2 separate regions of the Homo sapiens genome follow, and region 1 is linked to region 2. A link is a contact called in ENCODE Hi-C or POLR2A ChIA-PET data. All regions are on one chromosome and are shown on one strand. The core of a region is the stretch at or near the end of the contact, and the rest is flanking DNA. Distances in the headings are between cores, read along the strand shown.

Region 1 (4,503 bases), core at 66-2,565, 170 kb after region 2:
GGAATTCAGAGACTCATAAGGTAGCCTTCACACTGTCCTCCTCAGCAACCTAGCCCCCGGCCATTGGAGTTAACTCAGAGCAGTGGGAAACAGGGCTCATCAGGTGGGCTTGAGCCAGAAGGCTCCTTCTTTCATATAATTCATATGTGTAAGGATATGATGTTCAAAGGGTTCCATGGCTAAAACCAAAGTCTGAAAACCACAGAGCCAGTGATGTGAATGCAGGCCTTCTAAACTATAGTGTGATTTTCTCATTCTACTTTTTAATATTATTATGGATGTTTGTTCTTGAAAAAATTTAAATGCTTGTTTTATTGGAAATTGCTTAATTAGACAATAAATCCCATGAAAAGGCATTGTTCTAAGTCAAAGATTCATTTTTGTTTTTTCTACCATTATGTGCAATAAACACATTTAAAATGCTGCTCCTGAAGGGATTCATTTATTGGAGAAAGCAGGAGCAGTTGACTAAATTTTTCCATCCAAAAATTTAATTCTCAAAGGGGCAATCCAGTCAGTCAACTTTTCCAGAAAAGAAATTCACCAGATTTCTTGGTTGTCATGAAGATATTCAGGGGAAGGTTTTCAGCAAAAGATCTCTTTTTTTGCTGAAAGTGAGGACTCTGAGGATCTCAATTCTATTACTGCAAACTGGATATTTAATCCCAGGATATAGCCCAATACCAAAGGAATACTGAAAAATAGTCACTATGAACAGAAATCCAACTTAATTCAATGTACATTATTTGTCTTAAACAGGAGCAAACAACTACAGGATACGGGATTTAATAATAACAGTAAAGAGGTATAATGCTTACTATGGGCCAGGCATTAGTTCAAGTATTTATACACATAGGTTCATTTATTCATTACTCCAACCCTGTCAGCTTAGCCCCATAATCATCTTCTTTCACAGTTGTGGGACAGAGAGAGTAAGTCACCAGCCCAAAGTCAGTGTTGGAGCTAGAATTCAAACCCAGACAATCCAGCTCCAGAGATCAACACACAATGTTTAGTTTCAGTGAAATAAGGCAAACAAAGACATTTAGATATTAATCCTGCCAATTTTAAGTATGCTTTTGTCCTTGGTATCTTCCTTTTGTCCCTTTGGATCCACACATTGCTCTGTGCCCTGGAGCCTGTGTGGACAGAATCAGTTAGAGGTGAAAGGACAGTGAGGTCAGGGCATTCATTTTCCTGTTTTGTTTTTTTTTTTCCCCCAGTCAGGTTACTACTGGTTGGCTGCATCCCTCTGTTGAAAGCTACAGCTCCTGTCAAATGACACAGTCCACCCTGGACTCTAGTACTTCTCCCTTCCTCTGCCCCTAATCACCCAGAGATAGCAACAGCTCGCTACTGTTACACTCACAGAGGCATTGCACCACGGTCTATTATTTTCCCTAAACTCTAACCACATCTTTGTAAATACTTGTTTTATTAAACTTTTCCCTACTCACCATTCCAAGAATCTGGGCAAAGCATTAATTTCTTGATCTAGTTTGCATATGACTAGACAAAAAAAAATGCAGCATAACCTTCACAATTCCCACCTTCCACCCTCTGCATACCAGGCCCAGGAAATAAATTCTACAGCAGTCAAAAAGGAGTTCCTTGCTCCCACAACAAGCATATGTGAAAATTATTCTTCAAATTTTTTTCCAGTAATTGAGGTTTGCAAGTAGAACAGTATTTTTATTCTAATAATAGTCATTGGGTCTATTAAAGCACCATGAGTGTCAAGCAGCAGGGCAGTAACAGAGTTATTCATGTTGGGTGTTGGTCTCTTTGAGTTGAATGACCATGCTGAAGCCTTGGTTCAGGTGTTGTAAATCAGACACTTAGCCTAATTAAATACAAAAATATCTAATGTTACGCAGCTGACAATACTAGACAGTTGGCTTCCCGGAACTGGGTAGTAAAATACATCCAGGAAATGTAATCCTATGGAGCAAAGAGATACCAGGTGCATCCTTGCACTCCCTTCAATCAAATTAGCCATTCATCAGAAACAGTGCATCTTATGAATATGTCTTAGCCTTAAACAAAGAAAGTGAGCTTCTAAACTGACCTTAACATCTCCTCTTCAAAACGTCTTAAGTTGCTCTTGCCATTTACTTTAGCAGCCCACCTAGTGATGAGAATGGAGTCTATTTCCATTGAAAGAGATGTAAGAACAATACCCTGAGCCACAATTTTTAAAAAACATGGCCATCAATCCCTCCCTCTCCCCTAATATACCTTAATAGTGCTAATAGCTCTTCACACCTCCACTTCTGGTTTCTATATTGAAAGTACAGATTCATAGCTAAAATTCAGCAGGTCTGGTATTGATGGATGTATTTCCTTTTACCATATCTTGATATTTATAGTGAAATGTATGTAGAGGTAAATTACTCACTGTCTTTACTAATAAATCTTATTGTTTCATTATCACAATGTGTCACAAAGGTCTTAAAATGTAGGAGCACATAACATGTACCAGCAGAATAGATACAATAAGTTGACATCTTCCTGAATTACAATTTCATAGAGCAATGGCTGGAAATGAATCCATAATATATTGATCTATTTCAGCAATTAGCATTTAAATAATCTCTTGGGGGCACTCCTGGGCTAGTAGGATGCAATGACCAAAGATTAAAAGTCAGAAACCCTAAATATCATTCCTCTAATTATAACTCTGGCACCATCTTGATGTGTGACACCAGAGTTTTCCCAGTATAAAATGACAGTTCTATCCACATAACCTGATTGACAGTTATTGGCATGAACAAGTGACTTATAAGCACAAACATTAATATAAAAAAGCATGTGACACTTCACCTAGCAGAAATCAGTCAAATTATTTTTAGTGATTGATATTTTCATTACCCTGAATTATAATTAAGATACAGCAGTTCTTTAAAATTATATACATGCTATGTCTTTCCCTCCCCACCAGTGGTAGCCAATCTCTAAGGTGACTTCCTCTAATGATTGTCACATTCTGTTACACACACACTCACATAACTCTCCCCAACACTGATCAGAGCTAACCTGCATACCCAATATGATATGCAGAAATGAGAGTGTATGACTTCCAAGGTTAGTTTATAAAACTCACTGTTGCTTCTACCTTACTCTCTCATATCATTCACTCTAGGAGAGCCTGTTGCAATGTAAAAAAGACACTCAAGTAGCTCAGTGGAATGGCCCACATGATGAGAAACTGAGAGCCAGCGTCAACTGCCCATCACATAATTAAGCAAGCTTGGTAGCAGACCTTCTTGCTCCGGTCAAGCCTTCAGATGACTGGAACCCCAGCTGACAACTCCACTGTAACCCTATGAGAGCTGCCAAGCTAGAATCACTCAGCCAAGCCACTCCTGAATTCTGGATCCCCAGAGTCTGTGTGAGATAATAAATGTTCATTGTTATAAGCCACAAAGGTTTGAGGCCACTTGGTACAAAGCAATAGATAATTAAGACATTCTTCATTCTAAGTTTTTACTCTATACAAGGTTTATGTCGTATGTGTATATATCCTTTCTGCCACCCCCTAACATACACACAACCATCTTTCAAGCAAGTCCTCCGTATAGGAGCACAGGAAAATATCCAGGAGCAATAGGTGGGCGTGTACACTTTGATAATCACACACTTTTAAGGAATTAAAACTCTAAGTTATTTGTGTCCATTGCTATACCTGCATACATAATGAGGCCCATCTGTAAAATTTCCTCATACAAGAAATTATTCACAAAATTAAATATCACATGTTTAATCTTCATTAATATATATATGCTAATTAATTTGTAGCACAATACATCATTCCATTTTCTTACAGTAGCATAAGCAGACTACTGCTGATATAATTTTATTACCCAGGTGGTTATAAGCATTGAGTTAATGTCTTGTCATTGACTTCTGCTAACTGGCAGAATTGAGTTGTTTCATACTATTTCAGCTGGCAGTGAGATAAATGAGTTACACAGTTAAGAGGGACATCTGCCTGAAATACTGATAAGCTGTAGCAGGACAGTTTAAAGCAAATATGAATTCCTTCAGCAGCAGAAAATTTTTACACAATTATTAACTGTAACTTCACTGTGAGTCATGATCACATTATATAAAAATGCTAAAGTACTAACATTACCAGAAGCACTCAAAGCACATAATCTATTATTCATTCCATCTGTCCTTTGTCTTACATAAAATTAATTTATCATTAACATTTCAGATCAATGTTAAAATATGATAAAATTTGAGAAGATAAACATTTACTCTTTATATCACTATATTTCCAAGACTAAAACGACAAAGCAGATGAAAGATCATATCTTTGAAAACTTTTGGATACCTGAATAATCTCTGTAATAGAATTGATTAAAAACTGTTTTCAGTATTAGTTTCCAATACAATAATGGTTTGAAAACACAGATTATTTTATTAGTATTGATGTAAATTTCTTCTATGAAAATCTGGGTTCTAAATTAACCTAAACAATATTAAAGGTATTAAATT
Region 2 (4,696 bases), core at 1,105-3,604:
TCAGAGCAATGATTGTCTAAAATGTCCCTAGTGAACAATTTGAAGGAAGAGTCCTTCCCTCTATAGCCACAGAAGGTTATCAGAGCAAAACCTTATCTGTCATAAGACTCCCCAGATATCAAGTTCAGTGAGTGCCTAATCCCAGGAGCTGTTCTGCTGGAGGGAAAAGTGATTTCAGGCACTTCGCAGCCAGCTCAGTGCAGGGGGCTGGAGGATGATGTTATGGGAAGCTGGTATTTACAGCTCAGCCTTGCCAGCACCAATGAGGAAGAGTGTTGGAGCAGATGTTAGTTTTCCAGTATTTTTACACTCCTTTGGAAAGAGAGATTTCTTATTTCTCTTCCAAATTTCTATCACATTTGCCTGTTTATTAGATACTGCTACATAGTCTGTTTAGTAGCCAAGATCATCATGGCAATGGTCATTTATTTACAATCTAAGCTAAAATAAATTAACTTGAGTCAATTATCAGCAATCTGTCTTAACTTAGATACTGTATAAACTTTAACACCACAGAAGATAGGTCATTGTCAGCATACTTCTTTTTATTTCCCCCCAGAGAATAAGGACAACTGATATACGAGAGATAAAAGAAATATTATGAATTACTTTCCAAATGAGTGGAAAGAAAGATAATGTAAAAGGGATGCTTCATTTTTGTCTGTATTGCATGTAGTACTCTCTCTTTGTAAGTTAGATGCTTAGGAAGAAAGATCTACTTTATTATAGTAGCTTAGCACTAAGTGGTCCTCTAAGAGAATCAAAGTCCAACCACTCTCTTAGCAAATAGTTTGAAACTGGAGAATGATTTAGATGTAAGTAGAATCTCATTGATCAGCTTTTCCATTTTCTTGCAAAGGTGAAGAATGTTTCAGTTTAATATAAAATACAGGCCTTTTTTGACATCAATAATTTATGAAAATAAAATATTTTATGAAGATTTCCTATATATCCACAAAATACTCTTCTCTTTGAAACAGAAATTTTGTGAAAAGGAAGAATGTTAATCACTATCTGAATGTAATATCAAGAGCTGTTCTCATAAAAGGCACATCTTTAGATTCTTTCCCTCCCCAAGAATCAAAGAATCACACATGAGCTTATTTGTCAGCTATAGTTTTTAAAATAGACAAAGCAAGAATTTTATGCTCAAGTAATTCCAGATCTTTCTGAAACCAATACTGTCAGATAAGTTGTAAAAAAAAAAAAATCCATCATTACTGCCACTATCAAACCACTGAATATCTGTTTATTCTCTTTAATGTATGACAGAGATAAAGAGTTTTCTAAAAAGGTACTCTATTGCCTTAAAAATAGTCTTGCTTTAGGACACAGACTATTATCACCACAATCAAAGCTACCTCTTCGGCGCTTAGAATGCAATAAGACATAAGAAAGAAAATTACCATGAGATATGAGGCTGAAGAACTTGAATTGTATGTTGCTTTCCACTATTAAGAACAGTCTGCACTATTAGCCTTTCTCTGAGTGTTCAGAGATGTAATTTGTAATGGTACTTCAAGAACATATTGTATGTCCTTGCTTTATTTGAGCAAAAAAATAGAAATCGAATCATTGTTGTACCATTTTCTCTTCAATAATTGCTGTCCATGTTGCAGTTGTCACTTCTATATGATAATTTAAAGATAAGTCAGAGTGTATAATGCATAATATTCAACCTCTCTCTTCTTGGTGATCATTCTTCCAATTATTTTCTTTGGTAAAACAAAAAACTAAGACCTACATCAGTTTTCCTTACACACCACCAATACTAATGTAATTCAAATTCTCACCACATTTCCCCTTCCCCTAGGTTTACCTCATTCTGCATTAATGTTCTAATCCTTACTTTACTATAGCAGAATAAGTATATTATTCATAAACCATTGAGCCTCAACCAAAAGGCCTCGTGTGGTGTAAATTTCAAGTACCCTGCTATTGGTAAGATATTTTACAACACAGAAGTCATTTAAGAATGTCTAAGCCACTGTTATTTTCCAAGATTTAAAAGAGCAAAAATGTTAATGAAAATAAAATTCTACCTTTACACTGCAAAATTATACTTTACTTTTGTCTACATTGGAAAGCATTTTACATAAAGCTGTGCAAGAAATTATCTCTCAGCTCCAAATCTATTTGTCCATTCTGTAAACTTCATTGTGATGCTATGGCTGAGACTCTCAAAACCATGTTTATCCTGACTCTGATGGCTCTATGTTAGGCTCTTCTAACAGGGAGCCCAGATGGAAACTGAAAAGCCTGGTGAAGAAAGAAGAAATATTGTTTTCCTATGGGCTAGCTGACTGCCTGCTATTCCTAACAGCATCACCCTAGCTGTTTTGTTTGCCCAAGGAGCAGCTGCTCCTTCCTGTAATAGCAGCTGAAACCAGTTTGCAATACTTCCAACATTTGCAGTACTATTGCATGGCTTTCAGAGATACTAGAGCTAGCCTGACCCATGTTCCCTCTGCAGAATGAATTTCAGGTCTATGGGTCTTGTCCAAGTTCACCATTAGTGGGATAAATTTCAGCTCTACTAGTCCTTTCCTCCAAGATCTAAGTTTTAATAACTCCAAAGTCTTCTCTCTATTCCCTACCTCTAGAGCTGGAAGCTGCATCCTACAGTTGCCACTTCTGTGATTATTTGTAGTTCTCTTTTACCCTTTCATTGATTTTATTAACAACAATCTTATATCTAGTTAACAGTTACTTACATTTAATATCTATGTTCAAATAACTGGCGTGGTTTCTGTTCCCTGATGGACCCTGATTGATTCAATCACCCTATAGGGGCTGTTAGAGAAAGCATTTTTGTCCCCATTTCAGAAAGGGTAACATTTTGTTAATCACTTGATAAGAGAAAAACCTGGGACTTGGACTCAGTTATCAAATCCATTTATAGCACCTTTTCCATAGAAACTACTTCCTTTTGGACACTGAATAAAATTCTTCTCCTAAATGCTCTACATATCCAGTCAAGAAACGTAGAAAATAAATAAGTTGGCCAAGATGAACATGGCTATTAAAGTCAGATCTTTTGTACAAAGCCCCAGCTTAATTTTCACATCAAGGCTCTTCAATTTCAATAATTTCTAATAGTATTAAGAGTTGGGGTTAAAATGTATTGTTATTCTTGTAGTATAATAAATGGTCATGATCTGTTAAATGTGAGCACATTGAAGAATGCCAAAACAATACTTGTGAGCTCATTATTTCCTATATAGTTTTAAAAGTGGAACTGAAAAAGCAAAAGCAAAATACTAAATGTAATATAGCTCTCTTTTACATTTGCTTGCTGCCAGATATTCTATAAATATAAAAACAGATCTCGGAAGCTGCTGTTTAGAATATAAGTAATGAATTTCCTGATGGGGTGTTCAGTAAAATTTTCCAGACATGAGCTTTCTTCCTCTGGTTGGCCAAATAGTGTGTTTTTCCCTCCTGTCTGCCCAGCGAATGTGTTTCTAAAGACCGCTTTGTGTTCCTGAAAATCACAGGAATTCCTGTATAGTACAACGAAGGCCCTGGCAGCAAAGCCTAATCAAGTTGAAGAAAGCACCACAAATACTTCCCAAATGGCTTTCTTCCACAATTGGCAGTATTAAGACAACAAAAGAAAGTGAAAACAAAGGCTACAAAAATAATACATCAACTTTCCTTCTTCTCTCCTCATTTGCTTCCAGGTCCTCAAGACTGAAACACACACACATAGATTAAAAGTACAATTATATCTGTAGTACCTATCATATTCTGTATGATGTGAAAATGATATTTGTAATTATAAATTAATATATATCATATATATATATTACTTTTCTACACCAAAAATATTCCCAACCCATATGTGTACATGTCTTACCAGGAGTTTAACAAATTCACTTGCTACTTTAATATAATAGGATCATACTTCAGCTCCCTTTTGGGGGTTTATGGCACACCACTAACAGAGAACAAAGTAAGAAATGAGAAAAACAGAAACCCTTCCACCTCTCTAATTACATTTTGTTAATTAAACACCTATGAAAGTGTAAACACTCATTCTTATAAACTGAATATTATCAGGATTTGCCTTGAGAAATTCATGGTAAATATTATAACAGCATCCGAATTGCCTGTACTTATTACTGAATACAGCCTGTTGTGTAGGAGGCAATATCCTATAAAAGTCACATGCTACGTTATCCATGGAAACTTTAGCTGATGACAAGTGGCCTATTCAGTTACAAATATAGTCACTTAGAAATATAGGGTGGTGTTTTTTCAGCTCACTACCCATATAACTAAACTCCTGTCACTTGACTTTAGAGATTATCTGTATTTTGGAACATAGAAGCCCAATGTGCTACCACCGAGGATAAAAGGTAAAAGGTAAAAAGCATTAAAAGGTAAAAAGCCACTAAATGCGTACTTTTTAAAAGTCCATTATAAAAAACGATGTCTTCAACCTTTTATTAATGAGGCGCAGCTGTGAATAGTCTACTTTCATCTTATTAAAACGTCTACAGGTAATGAATAGAGAGCGTGATAATATATTCCTCAGGAAAGTTTCAAGACTTTGAAAACAGAACCTTATATTGCAATGCTTTCTAAGTTGCAAGCATAAATATTAGCCTCTAGGGGGAGCGCTAGGCTCTTCCCCTTAGATTTTCTAAATGCTAAGTCAAGAAAAGAGGAAAAAATTCCATTCCCCTAAGAG

Evidence for each region. Hi-C counts contacts between places; a loop is a spot of excess contacts on that map. ChIA-PET counts read pairs that join two places held with the same protein, here RNA polymerase II (POLR2A). Pooled maps may share reads with other maps.
Region 1: a loop to region 2 is called in a map of PC-3, with 7 times the contacts of the local background. The contact joins two enhancer-like sites. A Hi-C loop is called at or near these places in 4 of 168 maps with a recorded cell type or tissue (Caco-2, Calu3, PC-3 and 1 more) and 5 of 50 pooled maps. POLR2A ChIA-PET finds 5 or more read pairs at or near these places in 2 of 52 experiments (PC-9 and Panc1).

Annotation. Positions count from the first base shown.
Region 1 is chr4:142,515,561-142,520,063 of GRCh38, forward strand. The region is part of intron 2 of INPP4B (inositol polyphosphate-4-phosphatase type II B); the gene reads right to left. Among named protein-coding and RNA genes, the nearest start is that of INPP4B, 330 kb to the right of the region's middle. Within about 2 kb of position 1,316, at least 3 of the 41 ENCODE cell types and tissues checked have a DNase peak (open chromatin) inside an H3K27ac peak, as active enhancers do; they include PC-3, where a contact is called at or near this core.
Region 2 is chr4:142,348,697-142,353,392 of GRCh38, forward strand. The region is part of intron 7 of INPP4B (inositol polyphosphate-4-phosphatase type II B); the gene reads right to left. Among named protein-coding and RNA genes, the nearest start is that of INPP4B, 500 kb to the right of the region's middle. Within about 2 kb of position 2,355, at least 4 of the 41 ENCODE cell types and tissues checked have a DNase peak (open chromatin) inside an H3K27ac peak, as active enhancers do; they include PC-3, where a contact is called at or near this core.